Regions from separate parts of the Homo sapiens genome. Here region 1 is linked to region 2. A link is a loop called in an ENCODE intact Hi-C map of the cell type or tissue named here. Cell type or tissue: PC-3. All regions are shown on one strand. Links, peaks and the distances in the headings refer to the core of each region. The heading gives the core; the rest is flanking DNA. Region 1 overlaps HECW1 (HECT, C2 and WW domain containing E3 ubiquitin protein ligase 1). Region 2 overlaps HECW1 (HECT, C2 and WW domain containing E3 ubiquitin protein ligase 1).

Evidence for each region. Peaks named below come from ENCODE experiments on the same cell type or tissue, not always from the same donor. Only the 100,000 strongest peaks of a DNase experiment are listed, where the experiment ranks them.
Region 1: it touches region 2 in a loop (2.1-fold over the local background); 4 of 110 quality-filtered maps call a loop at or near these places.

Annotation. Positions count from the first base shown.
Region 1 is chr7:43,488,906-43,494,289 of GRCh38, reverse strand. It overlaps HECW1 (HECT, C2 and WW domain containing E3 ubiquitin protein ligase 1), which reads right to left. Exons shown (of 30, transcript NM_015052.5): 18 at 2,110-2,215; 19 at 1,110-1,206. Among named protein-coding and RNA genes, the nearest start is that of LUARIS, 31 kb to the left of the region's middle. In PC-3, for the core only: no CTCF peak of the experiment used is centred there; a DNase peak (open chromatin) is centred at 2,119.
Region 2 is chr7:43,565,621-43,571,004 of GRCh38, reverse strand. HECW1 (HECT, C2 and WW domain containing E3 ubiquitin protein ligase 1) reads right to left here. Exons shown (of 30, transcript NM_015052.5): 30 at 5,004-5,384. Among named protein-coding and RNA genes, the nearest start is that of STK17A, 15 kb to the left of the region's middle. In PC-3, for the core only: no CTCF peak of the experiment used is centred there; DNase peaks (open chromatin) are centred at 1,444, 2,274 and 2,564; H3K27ac peaks cover 3,136 bases.

The DNA of each region.
Region 1 (5,384 bases), core at 103-5,102, 77 kb after region 2:
ATGAGGAGGTGAATGTTTAGGTGTGGAGGTGGAAGAAGAGGGAGGAGAGGAGATCAGGGACAGCTGGGAGGGTAGTGGCTCTAATTTACAGAGTGAAAATACAGGGAAAAGAGGTGTCAATGAGGGGGTGTTGGAGGGGAAAGAATAGTGAATGATCCATTCTGGCGGGAGTGGCAAGGGTTGAAAAGCAGAGACTACTTGAAGCTGTCAGTGATTCCCCGAGGAAGTCGGAGTATGGTATTGCAGGTATCAGCCCCATTCACAAGACTGCACCACATGGGCAGGGAATAATGAAATGCAGCCGTTGATGGGATTCTAGCCTGCCCTGCCTTAACCTTTACACATCCTCAAGTAAGTATTGCAACCATGCCCACTTTGTGACCCCCATTTGGGAGACTAAGGGCAGAGAGTTGAATAACACGCCTCCATCAATAGTCCCTACCTGTTGGAGTGAAAATTCAAACGTCAAAGAGATGTACTCTTAACCCCCATGCCTCTCCAGATTTTGGAACGTTGGAGAGTAAACCGAAGGAAAAAGATGTTTGAATATTTTGGTGAGAAAGCAGGATTTAAGTTCAGGGAATATTTTCTCTTTTTATCATTTCAGATCGCTATCCCTTCCACATGTGATTCAGAGTTTCAGGGCACTTGTTCAAAAATGACCCTAATGAAGCATAAGATGTAAGTAGTTAGAACACACAAGAAACTTTTTGTTTGCTTTTTTATTTTCGAACACGGCTGCTCAATATTTGGTTTACCGTTCAACAATTATATTTCAAAACTAAAAGTAATTTATACAGTGCTGTACATAAATAATTTTTTAATGGAAGCTATTTTGTTTCCTTTCTGTCCTTCCCCCCCCTACATCAATGGAAATCATTTCAGTACCATATAAATGATATGTAATCTGATAATATGACCATCTCTGATTATGCCATTTCCCAGAATACAGGAACCCCGAACCCTTCATCTTGAGGATTCAAGTTCTCATTTAAATGCACAAATACAATGTATAATAAGCTTCCGCTCTGTCTCCACAGAGGTGTTTTCCCACCGGGAAAAATGGCTGGAAAGACCTAGAGTTCCAGGGAGTGAGGGGCGAGGCTTACCTGAGTGTGTGGTTTCTTGCTAAGCTTGGCTGACGCTCTTGCAGCATTTCAAAAATGTTTGGCTGGCGAAGAAATGCCACAATCTTGTCATTATATGCTGAAACAGACAAAAGCACAGTTGTGGTTGAGTCTGCAGCCCAGAGATAATCACTCTGATGATTGGAAAATGGCTGCTTGATACCAGGATTAATGAAGGAGTTTGAAGGGCAGGCAGCATACTCATCAAAAAAATGCAAGCTCTTGAGAGTTTTTAAAATATGACATAATAACATTATAATTTTTTAAGGGATCAAACTAAAAGTGAACCAGATCTCTGTTAATCGTCCTTAACGTTTCAGGATCTTTACTGGGTATTAATGCATCTCTGCATGAACAGGTAAAGGAGAACAAAATAGCTCTCCCATAAGAGGAGTTCTCCTCTCTTCCTTCTAACTTTTCTTGGTCATTTTGCTGTAGTTATGGAAAAGATTCTTTATGAGTGCAAAGTAATCCATGTGTCGATTTCCCAGTAGTGATAATGGAAATACCATTTAGATGCTCTCATTTCATTTTCCTCGATACAAGTGGCATATGTTTTGGAAAGAGGTGGCTGAAGTTAGGAATGGACACTGCAAACTTTATGCCATACATACATGGAAAGAGAGGTATACATTAAAAACTGTCTAAAAACAGTAAAATTCACCTCATTTAAACCTTGCTCTTGTGCACGGGATTAACAAATCACTGAATAGAATAAGGAAGAAAGGACCTGAGAGTTTGGGAAAGAACAGAAAAGACAGGGAGGGGAACAGATAGGTGAGGAGGAAGGGAGAGGGGAAAAGGACAGAGGGGTGGATGGTAGCAGGGGTCGGGGTGTGCACTATATCCTAAAAGAGGAGAAAGGAAAGACAGAATGTTGAATAGTAAAGGGTTCATGACAAAAACCAGAAAAACAAACAAAAAATCAAGTCTAGGTGTTGCTATTCTTTGAGCCAGGGGCTCAAACAAGCATGATACATACCCAGTGGCAATGACTCATGTTGATGTTGGCTTCGAATAGCAGCTACTAAGCTGTGTCCTGGCCTGGCCAGTAAAGAGGCTCCTCTGTTTCTAGAAACTTCTGAGGCCTAATTTTAGAATAAAAGCATAAGCATTAGAAATTTGTATCAATTTCAGATGTCTCTTGATACCAGTTTTTCAACCTAAGGGGTAAAAGATTTTGAAGTCACCTAAGTTGAAAAAGTAAAAAAGTGATGGAAAAGAAAGCTTACAAAAGTGTCTAAGTAGAGTTGATGATGTGCTATACTATGGTTAAGAAAGCCATCTGGCTCACGCCTGTAATCCTAGCACTTGGGGAGGCTGAGACCTTGATAACAAGGTCAGGAGTTTGAGACCAGCCTGGCCAACATAGTGAAACCCCATCTCTACTAAAAATACAAAACTTAGCCAGATGTGGTGGCAGATGCCTGTCATCCCACCTACTTGGGAAGCTGAGGCAGAAGAATCACTTGAACCTGGGAGGTAGGGGTTGCTGTGAGCCGAAATCACTCTGGCCTGGGCAACAGAGGAAGGCTCTGTTTCAAAAAAAAAGAAGTGATCATGTCAAAGTCATGAATATTAATCAAATTAATACACTGAATAGCCCAAGAAACATTTCTCATCATAAATTTGTTAAAGAGAGATAAATCCTAGATAAATATCATTGGTAAGGTACGCCTATAACTTTCCAAGGTAGCATTGAACTTTAGTACCAAATGTATAATGGACTTCTTGTTTAAATAGTATTGATTACATTCATTCTTTCTTGAATGCCTGTTATTGCATTCACTGTGCTGGCTTCTGTTCACATAGCATCTTATATATCCTAACAAATTCTGCAAGATAAGCATTATTAACCAAAATTTACAAATAGGGAATCTGAGGATCCAGGAAAAGTAAAGTTTCCCCAGGTTTACAACCGTAAGACAGGGGGATAACCAGGATTCTAATACTTGACTGCAAAGCACTTGTTTACTCCTTCCACACTGCCTGCCTGCTTCCAATATCTTGGTTCAGCTTAGGCATTTTGACAAAACTTCAGAGATAAATAACTTGCTTAGCCTAAAGTTGATACTTGTGATGATTAACTTTAAACTAAATTAGCTCAATTTTGCCAGTGCGGTGGCTCACACCTGTAATCCCAGCACTTTGGGAGGCTGAGGCAGGTGGATCACTTGAGGATAGGAGTTTGAGATTGGCCACCAGGGTGAAACCCCATTTCCACTAAAAATCTAAAAATAAGCCAGGCATGGTGGCGCATGCCTGTAATCCTAGCTACTCGGAAGGCTGAGGCACGAGAATCCCTTGAACCCAGGAGGCATAGGTTGCAGTGAACCGAGATTGCACCATTGCACTCCAGCCTGGGCGACACAGCAAGACTCTATCTCAAAAACAAAACAAAACAAAACAAAAAAACTAACTTAGCTCAATTTTAAATTTTGTAAATTAAAAAAAATCACCTTTGTAAAAGGTGAAAGAAAACTTTGCTGATCAATAAACTATGCAGTTCTAGAGCATGATAATGGACATTCTCACTGTGATTCTACATACATTTTGTTTTTTAAGACCCTTGCAGAGTAAGATGTTAAAATCTATAGAGGCATTATAGATTTTCCACATTGCAGTACATTCACCAGATATATGGGATTTAATGTAGAGTGTAACTCATCCTATGATATTTGTCAAAGTATGCTAAAATAGGCTTTAAAATAGTTAAGAATTTTGAAGTGTTAAAGACTTTAGACAAAGTAAACTTACAGAGTTTAATTGATCAAAGAATGGTGTGAGAATGGGGTGGTCCTCACTCAGAACCAGAACCAGAAAGGGAGGAGAGAGCTCCATTCTGCAACCATGGGCAGGCAGCATTTACGGTTGGGGAATGGGAGCATGGTACGGAAGCAGCTCAGTGTTTGCCTTATTTGAACATGGTCTGATCAGTTAGCCACCTGCAACTGACTGAAGCTTGGCTGTTGTGATTGGCTGAGACTCAACCCTTTGTTGCCAAAGTATACTCCCAAATTAGGCTTTCAGTTAATTCATGTCCCAAGTGAGGTGGCAATCCATTACGTAATGACTCAAAAGTATGAAGGCATCCTCAAGCCAAGTTTAATTTAATGTAACAGATGATAATTTTGTAAGACACTTAGAAAGAGTTCAAACATCCAGATTTAAAAAAAAGGAAAGACATTTCTCCCTCTGAGACCAGCATAAAACTCACTCACACAGAATTCAGGAAGGTGATGAGGACCAGTGCTACAAAGTCTAGACAAGTCAGTTCCAAACGGCCACTTAAGAATAGGCCATGTGTGATATTGCAGATCGTAATGTAGGGCAAATTACTTAACGATCCCTAATGACAAACACAGGCATTGCTGATTTTCCTTTGGTTCCCACTTCCATATTCCACACCCAAGGATAACATCCTTTGTATGCAGACAGGGGCCACCAGTTCACTCTCTGTGTGTGGTAGTCTTTGCTGCTTTTCTGGAAGTTGGGTAGAGATGCAGATGCATCTGTTTTCTCTCCTGGTCCTTCTTATTGCCCATGGCCTACTTGAAGGACAAGGGAGTAGATTTTGTGCCACTTTGGTGGACTTCTCACTTTGATGTCATTAGATCTCAGCTCTGCTCAGCTGGCAAAGCCAGACACCAGGGTTTAGAAGCTGGTATTTCTGCAGCAGCACATTCCAGTCTCAAATGTTTACAAAGCAAAAGATGAAAGAAAAGTTTGCTGATCAATAAACTATGCAGTATTGAATCCTCATACTTCTCTTTTTTCTCCATGAATAAATAAATAAATAAATATGTAAAGGCTTTCTGGGATTGAAATTATAAGTCTCTTTTTCTTGGAGGGAATCATGCCAGTTTGCCTTAACGTGTATTTAAAATATTATTGATCTTGTAAAGACAGGATTCTCAGAGACCCACCAGCTGAAGGTTATCTAAGTGATAAATTACAGAGGGAAACTGGGGAAACAGCCAGATCTGCTGGCTGAGCTCGGGAAGGCTTGGCTGTGCACTGGACTCAGGAAACATTTGTTGTTTCGCCCTGAGTGAAAGTGTCTAACTGTCAGGGCATCACCCAGAAATGAATAAGGCTTTGAAACAGAAAGAGGCTCACTTCTATTCCTGGCCTTCACAGGAAATTCATTAATGGTGCCTACTTCTGAGGTCACCCACTCACGGGTAAAGCTGAGCCAGATTGAAAAACTTCAGAAACCAGCTGAAGTCCAGTTAGCCCAAAGGCAGATGACTGACT
Region 2 (5,384 bases), core at 310-5,309:
AGGTGAGCACAGACCAACTGGAGAATCTGGTAAGTATTCATCTAAGTGAAGCTCAGTGGAACTGAGGAAGTATTGCCTTCTACCTTTACTGCTTGCTCTTCTGAAAAACTATGAAAACTACAAGCCACCGCAGGCTTGACCAGAAATGCTTCAGTTTCAAAGGCATTTGCATTTGCTGTCGCCTTTGACCAAGCCACTCTTCCTCCAGAGAGTGTCAACGCTCATTCTCTCATCTCTTAAGATTTTGCCCAAACATCATCTTTTGTCAGCACCTTCCCTAAAAATTCTTTTTATATTTCTAATCCCTTCTATTTCAACCCTCTTCATTTCCTTTCTCTTCCTTTCCTCTCCTTTTTCCCCGTCACACTTACCACCTCTCAACATACTCTATTATGTACTTACTTATTCTTTGTTTTGTTTACTGATGCAACACCAGTGCCTAAAACAATGCCCAGCACAGTGCTGATGTTCAATAAACATTTATTGATAAATTGAATAAATAAGTGCTTTGCCACTAGGGTTCTTCTTTCTCCTACCCTCCCCTACAGAATTTGTGTATGGGGGCTTCATCTTTTGGAATATGCGATACAGGATAATTTTCCTTTAGTTCCTGCTGTCTACATAGGAGTTCTAATCCAGGATAAACATAGAGTGTTACTGATGATGGGGTGGAAAGAGTATCTAAGAACAGTTTAGTGTCTGACCTGAATGAACGAAGTCACCTCCAGATCCACCAGTAAGATGCAATTTTGAACCATAACTTGGCCTTTGATATTTTAAAACTCTTGATACATATCATCAAATTATATTCAGAAAAGTTATGCCAACATGCCAATTTCTCTTTTCTCTGCAGTCTCATTATTAATTAATTAATTAATTATTATTTTTTTGAGACAAGGTCTCACTATGTTGACTAGGCTGGTCTCAAGCTCCGAGCCTCAAGCAGTCCTCCTGCCTTAGCCTCCTGAGTAGTTGGGATTTGTGAGCCACCAGACTTGGCCATTGTCAATTGAAACTAAAGAGTAGCTACCATGCATAGTGAATGCTCTCCTAAGGGTAAACGGTCAGTGTTTCTTCTCAAAAGTTATCCTAAAAAGGAAAGAATGCTGAATGGTCTTTGAATCAATTATCTATTGCCACAAAAAAGTACAGTGATCACAAAATATCACTGGTGTTTAACCATGCACTTTTAGTGTTGATGTCTCCGGGGTCAGCTGGAGGTTGGCCGGGTGGCTCTAATGATCCTGGCTGGGTTTGCTCAAGTACCTGGTGGTCAGCTGGCTGTTGGTTGATCTAGCCTGGCTCGGTTTGGCCCCTGACATCTCTCATTCTCCTCTTATTCCAGGCCTGCTCTCATGGTGATAGCACAGCAACAAGAGAGAGAGGTCAAGCTCAGCCGTGCAAGTACTTTACATGCCTCTGCTTGTGTTATGCTGGGTGGGTGGTTCAGGGAATGACTCAGAATGACCAACCACAGATGGAGGTGACTGCAAAGTTACAGGGTAAAGGATGTGACTTCAGGGGGGCTGAAGAATTGAGGCCCTTTTATGTGATCCACCACAATCTTAGAAGAGAGTTATTTCCCGTTGTCGTTTAATTTTTCCTACTGAAAGAATAAGGTTGGAAAAAGGGAAGAAGCTCTTTTTATGAGTGAATATAAAATTCTGGACAGGATAAAAGCCAGGACCCCATTTTTATTACATTTAAAAAGTAATAGGGATTATGTAACAACTGTGTAAGAAAAACAGAAAACTCTATAGGATGTACTCTTTGGAATAAAATGGAAAGAAATACAAGTTCTTGGGCATATATAACTTGCCCAATTATTTGAACAAATTAATTCTAATCTGAATAAGTTTTAATGCTAATTCAATCAGAAGTTCCAGACATTAAAAAGAAATCTCTTTGTAGCTGTATTCTCCCAGCTTTTAAAGATATGAAGGTTCTTAGGCTGATTGAATCACCTCTGCTCATTTCTTTGTTTACTGTTTCAGAAAAAAATATTTCCCTCTTTCTGGTATAATACATTTAAATTATTTTTCCCATTTTTATACATGCTCAAATTCTGTCTCCGAGTTCATTCCTGCCCATGCTTCCTCACCAGCAGAGACAATTGCTCCTGTTGCCTTTTCCTGTAGCACGTTGCTTATTATTTTTTAATGGCGTCATATTGTACTCAGGAGCCAGGTTTGGCGAGCTGGGTTGGGGAGACTACTCACACTGGAATCGGGCCAAATCTCAACTGGAGGAGAATAATGCATTATTATATTGTTAGATCATGAGCTCCCTGAGGGCAAAGACTGCCACTGGCCCCTGTGTCTGGCACAAGACCCAACACGTAACAAGTATTCAATAAGTGGTTACTTGAATGAGGTGGTGTGTGGTTGAGTGCTTGGGCCCTGGAGCTGGCTCCTTGTTCTCAAATCTTGGCTATGTCGTTTACTAACTGTGTGTCTTTGGGCAAGTTAGTTCACTTCTTTGTACTTTTTTTCTTTTTCAGCTTAAAAGAGGGATATAAAGGTAGCTATTTCATAAGATGATACATAAAAGGCATGTCAGAATTTATGATTGTTACTATTACTGCTGGAGGCTCTTAAGGTGGCAGGAAGGAGGATGTTACAGATTGAATCATGTCCTCCAAAGAAGATATACTGGAGCTCTAACTCCACCCAGTACCTCAAATATGATTCTATTTCCTTATTTGGAGGTAAGGTCTTTACAGAACTAATCAAGTTAAAGTGAGGTCATTAGCGTTAGCCCTAATCCAATATGATGTTGTCCTCATAAAAAGGAAAAGTGTAGACACACACACACACACACACACACACACACACACACACACAGTCATACAAAGATGAAGGCAGAGATCTACAAGCCAAGGAATGCCAAATACTGCAAGAAAACCACTGGAAACTAGGAGAGCGGGGTGGAATAGATGCTTTCCCACAACCCTGAGAAGGAACCAGCCCCCGACACCTTCATAGCAAACTGCTAGCCTTCTTTAAGCCACCCAACTTGGGGTTCTTTGTTCTGGCAGCCCTAGCAAACTTGCACAGAGGGGCCGTGGGAACCAGCAGCCCACATCCTTCTTTGGTGACTGCACACTGACCTTGGATTCCTGGCATCCAGTTGTACTCTTTCAGGTTCCATCTCTTCTGCATACCTCATGCTCCTGGCACATTTTTGAATGGTTATGCCAGGTCCAGAGCCCAGGACCCCACAGGATATTTTGTGATAAGGCGGTAGCCTTCAAGGTAAAACTCAGTGGCCTTGACATCAACTATTCTGTTCTCAGATCTCCAAGGTAAACCTGTTGGACAAAAGTGTCTAAGCCTATTCCCAGCCATAAATGTGATATGTAATTCCTGCAGCACTGATAAAGGTTGGCCTGATCCTCCATAACTCCCTTCACTTATTCTGTTAGAGAGCCATCCTCTATAAACACATCTAAACCATGTCTGGAGTACAAGCTATGTGTGTCACTTTTCCCTTTACAGTATATAATTAGTGAGCTGTCAGCACATTAATTGGAAAAGTATGGCCATAGAAATCAGGAGACCTGGCCGAGTGCGGTGTCTCAACCTGTAATCCCAGCACTTTGGGAAGCCAAGGCAGGTGGATCACTCGAGGCCAGGAGTTTGAGACCAGCCTGACCAACATGGTGAAACCCCATTTCTACTAAAAATACAAAAATTAGCTGGGCATGGTGGTGCACACCTGTAATTCCAGATACTTGGGAGGCTGAGACAGGAGAATTGCTTGAAACCGGGAGGTGGAGGCTGCAGTGAGCCGAGATCACGCCATTGCACTCTGGCCTGGGCAACAACAGTGAAACTCAGTCTCAAAATAAATAAATAAATAAAAATAAAAAAGAAATCAGGAGACCTGAAGTCCAATCTTGATTTCAGAGTAAGATTAAAGCAGAATACTATAATCTATGCCTCACTATAAATGATGATCTAGTCCAGATTTTCTCTTTATGACTTAGAAGAAAAGTGATTTTCAGTTAGAATAAATCTGAAGTCAGCCCAGCACGTGTGGAAAAATGCAATATTGGCCGGGCATGGTGGCTCATGTCTGTAATTCCAGTACTTTGGGAGGCCAAGGTGGGTGGATCACCTAAGGTCGGGAGTTCGAGACTAGCCTGACCAACATAGAGAAAACCTGTCTCTACTAAAAATACAAAATTAGCCGAGCGTGGTGGCGCATGCCTGTAATCCCAGCTACTCAGGAGGCTGAGGCAGGAGAATTGCTTGAACCCGGGAGGCAGAGGTTGCAGTGAGCCAAGATTGCACCATTGCACTCCAGCCTGGCCAACAAGAGCAAAGCTCTGTCTCAAAATAATAATAATAATAATAATAATAATAATAATAATAATAATAATAATAAAAGAAAAATGCCATATCAAGATGACTCTCTGTCTCCAAATCAGTCCGTCAGGTTTTTCCTTCTCCCAGTCCTCCCCACACTTTTTTCTAATAATAGAATATTTTCTCTTTAAAGAATAAATCAGCTTCCAACCACCCAGTAAGAGCCACATGGTTTGTCTTTTAGAGGCTTGGAAGGAGATCATGCTGTTTCCATCTTGGGAGTTTGTGATACGAGCCATAGGACACAATATGTTTGCCTAGTGGTGACCGTTGTCCTGGGATGACACTGGGTGTTAGGCAGTAGCCTGAAGCTTTCATAGAAGCATCTCCATAGCTAGGAATTTATATAAACCAGTGCACAACTGGTTTACATAAAGGGCACTAAAAAAAATGCTGCCCGTGTGGTTTGTGTAGGGTTCTTACAGCCATACACAAGGAACTTGTTACAAAAGCTCTCCTCTCTATTCATGGATATGTGAGCACATATTATGCTTTTTTGGGACTTTAAAAAAATCAGAGCAGCTGGTAACCTTCTGTGTTGTTTTATTGCTTACATCCAGCGAGAGAGTAAGGCAGGATACAGATTGTTATGTGTTGTCCTAGACTTCCGTTTGCAATAAGGAGCATACACAATGCCATACCAAAGTGAGTTTATTGACATTCCTTGAAGATGGTGTGATGGAAGAGAAAGCGCGGCCTGAGTATCACGTGACATTTCTCTTGCTGATGTAAGCAAAATCAGCCCAATAACGTGGACTTCTCCTGCTATTGACTAGAACAGACTTTTGAACAAAATTGTTGTAGACATTTCCTTGGATAAATTGGAAGCTGCAGGAAGTAGGCTAAAGGAACAATATTTACTCTATATACTACCTCTAGGCACCTTTTTTCCTACTAGAACAAAGGGACTACATGTCACTAACAGGAAAATAACACTTTCTCTTTTCTTTTGGACCTTATGATGGCTGGAACATCCATCCCAGATTTTTATGATATAGTATTGCGGTAGTTTTA